2 separate regions of the Homo sapiens genome follow, and region 2 is linked to region 1. A link is a contact called in ENCODE Hi-C or POLR2A ChIA-PET data. All regions are on one chromosome and are shown on one strand. Each heading gives the region's core, a stretch centred on a gene start or an enhancer-like site at or near the end of the contact. The rest is flanking DNA. Distances are from core to core; before and after follow the strand shown.

Region 1 (3,928 bases), core at 1,395-3,894:
TGCTCACTGCAACCCCCACCTCCTGGGCTAAAGCAATACTCCCACCTCAGCCTCCTGAGTAGCTGGGATTAGAAGCACCCACCACCATGCCCTGCTAATTTTTTTGCATTTTTTTTTGTAGAGATGGAGTCTCATTTCATTACCCAGGATGGTCTTGAACTCCTGGCCTCAAAGGTAATCCTCTTGCCTCGGCCTCCCAAAATGCCGGGATTACACAGTTGTGAGCCACCAAGCCCAGCACTAAATTTTTTTTTAATGAATGAATGGATTAGGTAACCAAAATATCAAGTTTCTTTTTTCTGTCTAAAATTGTATCAACTCTGTGCAGTAACATTGTTTTCATCATGTTGTTGGCAGTTAAAAATTCCTTGACTAACAATTCAGAAGCAAACGAATGCACAAGATGATAGGGATTGTGTGATTTAACAGGTTTTGGAGCAACACTGATCTGGATTCAAATCCTAACTTTAAGAACTGTATCCTTGGGCAAATTACATTACTATTTTTCTTTCTTTAAAATGCGTTTTTTTGTTTGTTTTTTAAGTGCCAGGGGTTTATTTCCCTCACATGTGGGATGGCTCACATACACAACACACAAAGGCGTTGGCACCGTGGGAGAGGGCAGCACCCCTGGCTTCTGCTTGGCCTCACAGTGTAAGAAGGGAGAGGATGGGTTCTCTCTCCTCCCCTCACTAGGGCCTAGGGGACCCAGGAGCAAATTCCATCCCTTTCACCTCTCAGCCAAGGAGAAGCCACATTGGTGACATTTAGTTCCAACAATTACAGTAAGTGGAGAAGGGATTGGTCTGGTCCCGACCATTACACGGTGAAGGTATACATAGTAAAGGAAGATACAGTTTGGATGAGGCCACAATAGGGTGCAGATGACACCATCAGAAGCATGTGCAGGGGAGGGGCAGTCACTCAGCTTCTGGGCTGCTTAGTTCCTGGGTTGGCAGGAAGGGTAGGGAAGACGGATGGGGCTCATTGTTTGGCATTGATGATGTCTACGAATTCGGGCTTGAGGGAAACACCACTCATGAGGAAGGCAGCCACGTCAGGCTGGCTGGCCAGCTCCTTGCAGGTTGCCTTGGTCACAGAGCCTCCATAAATGATACCAGTGCTCTGAGCCACTGCATCAGAGATGTTGGACTTAAGCCATCCTCGGAGCTTCTTGTGTACCTCCTGGGCCTGTTGGGGTGTTGCAGTCTTGCCAGTACCAGTGGCCCACACGGGATCATAGGCCAAGATGACCTTGCTCCAGTCCTTCACATTATCTGCGATGACCTTTGTCTGCTCAAAAACAACCTTCTCAGTGATGCCAGCTTCCCTTTCATCTAGCTTCTCCCCAATGCAGGCGATTACTCCGAGTCTCTCTGCCAGAGCATGGGCCACTTTTCTGCCCAATCAGCTCATCTGACTCCCCAAAGACACGCCTTCTGAGTGCCCCAGGACCACACCACCCACGTGACTCCTAAGTCTTTGACCATGCCAGGGCTGATCTCCCCAGTAAAGGCCCCATTAGTCACTTTGTAGCAGTTCTGCGGAGCCACAGCAATCTTGGGAGCTAGCTTCTGCCGGGCCAACTCGTTATACGCAGTGGCGAGAGCACAAATCACCTTGGTGTCGGCAGGCACAGTGGCCGCGTTCTGAGTGCCGATGAGCTCCCCCAGACATTTCTTCCGCCCGTTCATCTTCCAGTTCCTCCCCACGAAGAACTTCCTGGAGGGCGCCATGGCGCTGGAGCTGAGGCGCTGTAGGTCAGTGTCAGCGCCTAAAACGGGTTTTATTAATACTTGGCAAGGTTGTTAGGCGGATTAAATGAGATCTTGTAACTACAGTGTTTTACACATTGTGATCATTTATCAAATAGCAGTTATTTACTAGTGCAAAGGACTAGCAGCAATGTTAATATCAATATACTGTTACCTTTTGTCCCTAATTTCTCCATAGTACAGTTTCCAATATTTCTGTTTTCTTTTGTGAATTGTTAGACCACTGGTATTGGATTCGGACAGAAAGGCATTCACAAAAATACAGTTCAATGTGAGAATAACCCTAAAGATGTATGCAAAATGCTCTGGAGTTAGAGCACCAGGAGCTGTAAGCAGAATGAAGACCTCTTTTGGGCTTAAGAACTAAGTAAAGGGGAGCTGAACAAAGATTCTAGGCATTTTGGATTTATCTCAATGTGGCACATATTTCAGGTTTGTAAAATAGTTCAGTTGACTACGTGTCTGTCTCCTCCACTAGAGCCAGCGTAGGTACCATGTCTTAAGTCATCTTTGGATCTCCAGTACTGTGGCCACTCTAGGGAGAGTTGAATTGACGCGCCTTGATCACCAGGGCAGAAAAGGATTCTCTGGAGAGGGATGGGGCAGTCGGAAGGGGTAGGAAAAACCTGGATCCGTTTCCAAGGAGCTGAAGGCAGCTCAGATATGGGGCACATCTCGGCGCTAATGTCCCAAGCTGCTAGCGAGGAACAGAGAGAACACCGGCTCTTCTTCCCGGCTCCTGGCCCGGCAGGGTTACTTCCGGGAGGGGGCGGGGAGACAAGAGGAGGCGTGCCGGGAAGGAGGCCGTTTGTAGTGTACCAGGCGGAAGTGTGCCAAAGGTATCGGTGCTGTCGCTTCCGGTCCGGGTAAACGAACCTTAGGTACACTGGTGTGTGGCCTCCCAAGATAGGCTTCTGAGGGCAAGTCAGCGACTGAAGACGGGAGCGCCAGAATCTGTGGACTCAAGAGTCTAGAATCAAGTGGAAAAACCGGAAAAAAGGCCAGGAACCTGAATACGACCTAATAGCTGTTTCCGAGGGGGCAACTTCCACGGAGAGCCTTCTGCCCTGGTAACGGCCAAAGAGGAGGAGATGGCGCCAGTCAGGGAGCGGCCGTGGCCCAGACAGTGAGGAAGCGCGAAGGCGGAGCAACCGAGGAATCCTCCGGAGAAGAATCAGAGCCGTCGCTACCGCCACTACCGCCACCACCATGGAAGGAGCAAAGCCGACATTGCAGCTCGTGTACCAGGCAGTGCAGGCGCTTTACCACGACCCAGATCCCAGCGGAAAGGAGCGCGCCTCTTTTTGGCTTGGGGAGCTGCAGCGTTCGGTGAGGGGCCCAGAGAGGCAGTTCTGTGCCGCACGGCCGGGGCGGGGTGGAACCTAGGCTCCGGGGGAGAACCTGAGCCCGGCAGTTGACCTCGTGAGGTCCTCCTTGGGGAGGAGCTGCTGTCGTGGGGTGGGGCTGCGAAGCTACATCTTTGCCGCTTTTGGGAAACTAGTCGCACCTGATCGGTCGCGAACTGGCCCTTTCCCCACCCGGCAGAATCTGATTTGTAGGTCTTATACTCTTCGATTGTGGCATCAATCTAATCTTGTTTAAGTTCTCCCTTTGCCGTTGCTTCTTGGGCCGTGCTTTTCCGTTTTGTCTTCCTCCCACCAAATCCAACCCCAGTGTTTCTCCACCTTCCGCTTAAGAAGGCTTTATTCGTCTCCCCTCCGTGTCCAAGACTTGCATCTGGCATTTTGCTCCCAGTCGTAGCCTTATGCCTCACTCTTTTTGCCTATTTTCACTCCAGTTTGAGTCTGTTCTTCTCGAAACTTCTCAGGTTTCTAGATTCTTACTCATGCGAGTTTTCCCCTTGCTTTGGAGTGGCAACATAATATGAAGAAAAAACAGTAATTCTGCTTTCAGAAAATCTTTGGAGTTCTCATTTTGTTTCATATTAATCCTCTAACCTTGTTATTTCTCTGGCTTTTAGATTTTTATTTATAAGATGGGTATCACTGCTGCTTTGATTATTCCATATAAAACTGTGTGTGCATCCGGTGAGATATTTAATTGTAGCTTATATCTGTTGTATTTCTGCATTCTTTGATTCATGTTTTATGCTTCCTGCCCTAATTTTCACACCTTTGCTGTGCTTCATTTCT
Region 2 (4,325 bases), core at 1,032-3,531, 1.2 Mb before region 1:
TATGGTGCATTCTGCCTTAATTTTTTTTCCTAAAACTTGTATATGCTATATTTTCCTATCTTCACGTCTAAGTGTTTAATGTATCCACTCATTTTAATTCAGTCTCTTTTATATGTATCATGCCATTGCAAATTATCATAGACAGTTCTAATGTATTACCGATCAAACTGTGTTCCCTAAAATTCATATGTTGAAGCCCTCACCTCCAGTGTGACTCTATTTGGAGACAGGGCCTTTAAGGAGGTAATTAAAGTTAAATGAGGTCATAAGGGCCCTAATCCAATACAATTGGTATCCTTACAAGAAGACAGCAAGGATTCACGAGCACAGAAATCAAGGTCACAATACAAGGGGGCCGTCTGCAAGGAGACCCGCCTCAGGAGAAACCAACCCTGCTGACAATTTGATCTTAGACTTCCAGCCTCCAAAATTATGAAAAAAATAATTTCTGTTGTTTAAGCCACCTGTCTGTGATATTGCGTTATGGCAGCCCTAATACATAATGCTGTCATTTGGTCAGTGGTGTTCTTTTTTAAGCCTTGAATAAATGCACAACAGCTTATAGATTAAGAGGGAAAAACACAGATGTGCCCGTTATGAACTACTATGAACTACATCAAATGCATACAATTTCTTCTTAGGAAAGAGTCACATATGGAGGGGGTGGGAAACCGGTATTCTAATTTTTTTTTTTTTTTTTTTTAGCAGGGTCTCACTCTGTCGCCCAGACTGGAATGCAGTGGCACCATCTTGGCTCACCGCAACCTCGGCTTCCCAGGCTCAAGTGATTCTCCTGCCTCAGCCTCCAGAGTAATTGGGATTACAGGCGCATGCCACCACGCCCTACTAATTTTTTGTCTTTTTAGTAGAGACAGGGTTTCAGCGTCTTGGCCAGGCTGGTCTCCATCTCCTGACCTCGTGATCCGCCCGCCTCGGCCTCCCAAAGTGTTGGGATTACAGGCGTGAGCCACCGCGCCCGGCCGGTATTCTAATTTTGATTGCACCTTGAGCCCTTTCACTTTGAACAATTTTCCAGTTAGTTCATCTCTAAATCTAAAACTAGAGCAAAACAACATTGCTGCTAAAGCAATCTAAAAATGATAAAACTTAACAGCTCTTCAAGAGCACAGCATACCTGCCGATTTTCATTAATATACAATACCACGTGGTATTAATCTTAGGATCATTTTAGGAAAAACTTTGGCCATTGGACATACATGATGTAATCCACTAGCTTACTGTGGCATGGCTTAATGTTTTTATTAGGAGGCACACTTCAGAACAAGTCCCCAGGCCCTGGGTTTCTGGCTGTGGACTCTAACGCGTCATCTCCTCCAGGAAGCTCGCGAGAGCTGGGGCTGGGCTGGATGCGCCTCCTTGGGGAGCACTGCATCCACCTCACCTGCCACCGAAATGCATCTGTGGGCCTCCGCTGGGGTTGAGCTCCTCTGGGTAATAACCAGGAAGGTCTTATTTTCTATATCCGTGCGCCTGGCTCAGCGGCACACTTGTAGGTATTTGTGCTAAATAAAACAAAGCTCAACCTTTTCCTCAGGATGAGCAGCTCTTCCAAAAAATACATACGAAAATGTGTTATTATTTTTAACCTCAAAACCACTAGCAACTTCAATAAAACAAATTTTGGGTGTGCTTGTTATTGCTGCACCCTATTAAACAGATTAAGAATTTAGGCCGGGCGCGGTGGGCCACGCCTGTAATCCCAAAAGGCGGTGGGAGGCCAGCAGGCGTTTGGGAGGCTGAGGCGGGCGGATCCCTTGAGGTTAGGAAATCGAGACCAGACTGGCCAACATGGCGAAACCCTGTCTCTACCAAAAAAAAAATTACATGGGGTCAGGACTCTTGACATAGATACTTTAACACAGGGGAAAGAAATGCTTTGTCACTGATGGTGTCTGGCCACTTTATCACGCCACTCTATCCTACGGTGAGCCGCCCTACTTAATCAGTTTACACATGTGAGTCCATAAATGCCCTAGGGAAGCTAAAATTATATTAATAGATACAAAATTCAGCTTGTTACAATTATTACTTTTTACTGCGGGTTCAGAGCCTGGTCTGAATTTTGCTGCTTAGCTTTCTCCCGCAGCTGAGTGGGAGCCGCAAAACCGAGACCTGTTTCCCTGGTAACGCTCCGAGCGCCTGGGCCTGCGACCCCTCCCTTTCTCGCGAGAAGAGACTACCTAGTTCTTCCGGTAACTTTAGAGCCGCTTGCCGGTGGCCTCCCGCTTGAGCTTGGCTTTGCGCATGCCCAGAGAGAGTGGCGCGAGCCTGCGTTTTCCGGCCAGAGGACATGGTGCGTTTTCGGGGTCGTGTTTGTGCTTCCTGTCTTGGAATCTACGCGGGTTGTGGGAGTTCCGCGCCTGCTGATCTGTCCTGGGTTCAGCCAAGGGGGATGTGGCTAGGCGTTCCGCCTCTCTAGGGGAAGGGAAGAAAGAAGCAATAGGGTTGCTGAAGTTCGTGCCCAGGAGCCGGGGAGGGAAGCTCTGGACTGGGAAATTGGGACGCGGGGGCTGAGTGGCGCGAAAGCTATTGCTCTGTCCTCTGTGGGATACGACTGCTTGTCGCTGGAACAAGTTTTGCACGGTCTGTAAGAGTTGAGCCTAGCTGAAGAAAGGAGGAATTATAAATCCCAAATGTGGACCAAAACAATGCACGTTTTCCCCTCTCTCCCTCTTACTCCGCTCACCACCCCATCATAAGTACGTGCCCTTCTAAAACTTGGATCCTTGTCCTTTATCCACACACAAAAGGGAGAGCCCTGGAGTACAGCTGTCCAAGTGCAGAGTTGTTGAGATAGTAATGGCGTCTGCATGAGGATGTACAACAGTCTTTATGACTTACAGCAGATATGGAATATAGTCTCCCAAAACTTGACATTTTGAGTTTCTGAAGTTAGCCTTTTGCCTAGTCCGTGTAACATACCCCAAAGACAAAATACAAAGTATTTCTAGACATAACCCTTAAATTACAAAATAAGACATTTTTATGTATTGGAAGTATTAAATTGTTCTTAAATAACCAGCCACGGCTGGGCGCGGTGGCTCACGCCTGTAATCCCAACACTTTGGGAGGCCGAGGCGGGTGGATCACAAGGTCAGGAGTTCGAGACCAGCCTGGCCAAAATGTTGAAATCCCGTCTCTACTAAAAATACAAAAATCAGTCGGACGCGGTGGCGGGCGTCTGTAATCCCAGCTACTCGGGAGTCTGAGGCAGGAGAATCGCTTGAACCCGGGAGGCGGAGGTTGCAGTGAGTCGAGATCGCGCCACTGCATTCTAGCCTGGGAGACAGCAAGACTCCGTCTCAAAACAAATAAATAGATAAATAACCAGCCACTTCTCTGTTGATTACACTGTGATGCCAATTAAGTTACATATAATTTTGGGTTCCCTTTTCATATACTGATATTAAAATGGAAGAAGTTTTGATAAAACATTTTAAAGATGAGAGAAGGTATATGCGGTTTCAGTTACCTTTATAAGGGATGCAAAATTTGGTTTTTAAATGGAGCAATAGTTTCTTCTGGTTAATTCCTGTGCTTTTTGTTTTTTCATAGATGCAGGGGGAGGCACACCCTAGTGCTTCCCTTATTGACAGAACCATCAAGATGAGAAAAGAAACAGAGGCTAGGAAAGTGGTCTTAGCCTGGGGACTCCTAAATGTATCTATGGCTGGAATGATATATACTGAAATGTAAGTGAATCAGTCCAAAAAAAGTGAAACTTTAAGAAGCCAGTGGCTGGTTCCACAGGTTTTTGTGTTTGTTTTTGATTTTTGGTGTTTTTAGGTTCACTGGAAAGCCTTTCTAATTTTTTTTCAGGACTGGAAAATTGATTAGTTCATACTACAATGTGACATACTGGCCCCTCTGGTATATTGGTAAGTAAGTAATTTTCACTGTAACTTACATTTACCAATAAAAAACTGCCTTCAGGTTTAATTCAGCTTAGTATACATTTCCTTATTCAACAAGTATTTGACTGCCTGCTGGGTTGTAAAAACTGGGAATACAGCAGAAAGGGAGCAAGGTAAATCCCTGCTATTATGAAAGGAACATTCTGTTAGACAATCAGATTAATAACACTTCAGGTAATTATGAGTTCTGTGAAGAAAAATAAGTTTAGAGGTTAGTGAGATTTGTTTTTATTACTCTCCTGAAATGCGCTTTCTGTGTCTCTACCTTTTTACTTTTCAAGACCAGCCCAGATTTCTGCTCCATTGATGCCTTCCTCAGTTTTCACATTCTTTCCTCTCTTCTTGTCTGCTCTTCCATAGTCATTGGGTATAAAGAGTCTTTATGGATGT

Evidence for each region. A loop is a pair of places that touch in the nucleus more often than their neighbours do. ChIA-PET counts read pairs that join two places held with the same protein, here RNA polymerase II (POLR2A). Pooled maps may share reads with other maps.
Region 2: a loop to region 1 is called in a map of CD4-positive, alpha-beta T cell, with 9 times the contacts of the local background. The contact joins the promoter of TMEM209 here to the promoter of TNPO3 in region 1. A Hi-C loop is called at or near these places in 2 of 168 maps with a recorded cell type or tissue (CD4-positive, alpha-beta T cell and CD8-positive, alpha-beta T cell) and 5 of 50 pooled maps. POLR2A ChIA-PET finds 5 or more read pairs at or near these places in 1 of 52 experiments (activated CD4-positive, alpha-beta T cell).

Annotation. Positions count from the first base shown.
Region 1 is chr7:129,053,827-129,057,754 of GRCh38, reverse strand. It overlaps TNPO3 (transportin 3), which reads left to right and starts at 2,644. Exons shown (of 23, transcript NM_012470.4): 1 at 2,644-3,104. The coding sequence starts at 2,985. It also overlaps the pseudogene TPI1P2. RefSeq lists a silencer at 1,506-1,800 and enhancers at 1,506-1,800, 2,612-3,111.
Region 2 is chr7:130,203,362-130,207,686 of GRCh38, reverse strand. TMEM209 (transmembrane protein 209) reads left to right here and starts at 2,281. Exons shown (of 15, transcript NM_032842.4): 1 at 2,281-2,314; 2 at 3,577-3,713; 3 at 3,841-3,899. The coding sequence starts at 2,312. It also overlaps a transcript of SSMEM1 not described here. RefSeq lists enhancers at 2,017-2,126, 2,187-2,366, 2,043-2,842 and a silencer at 3,504-3,798.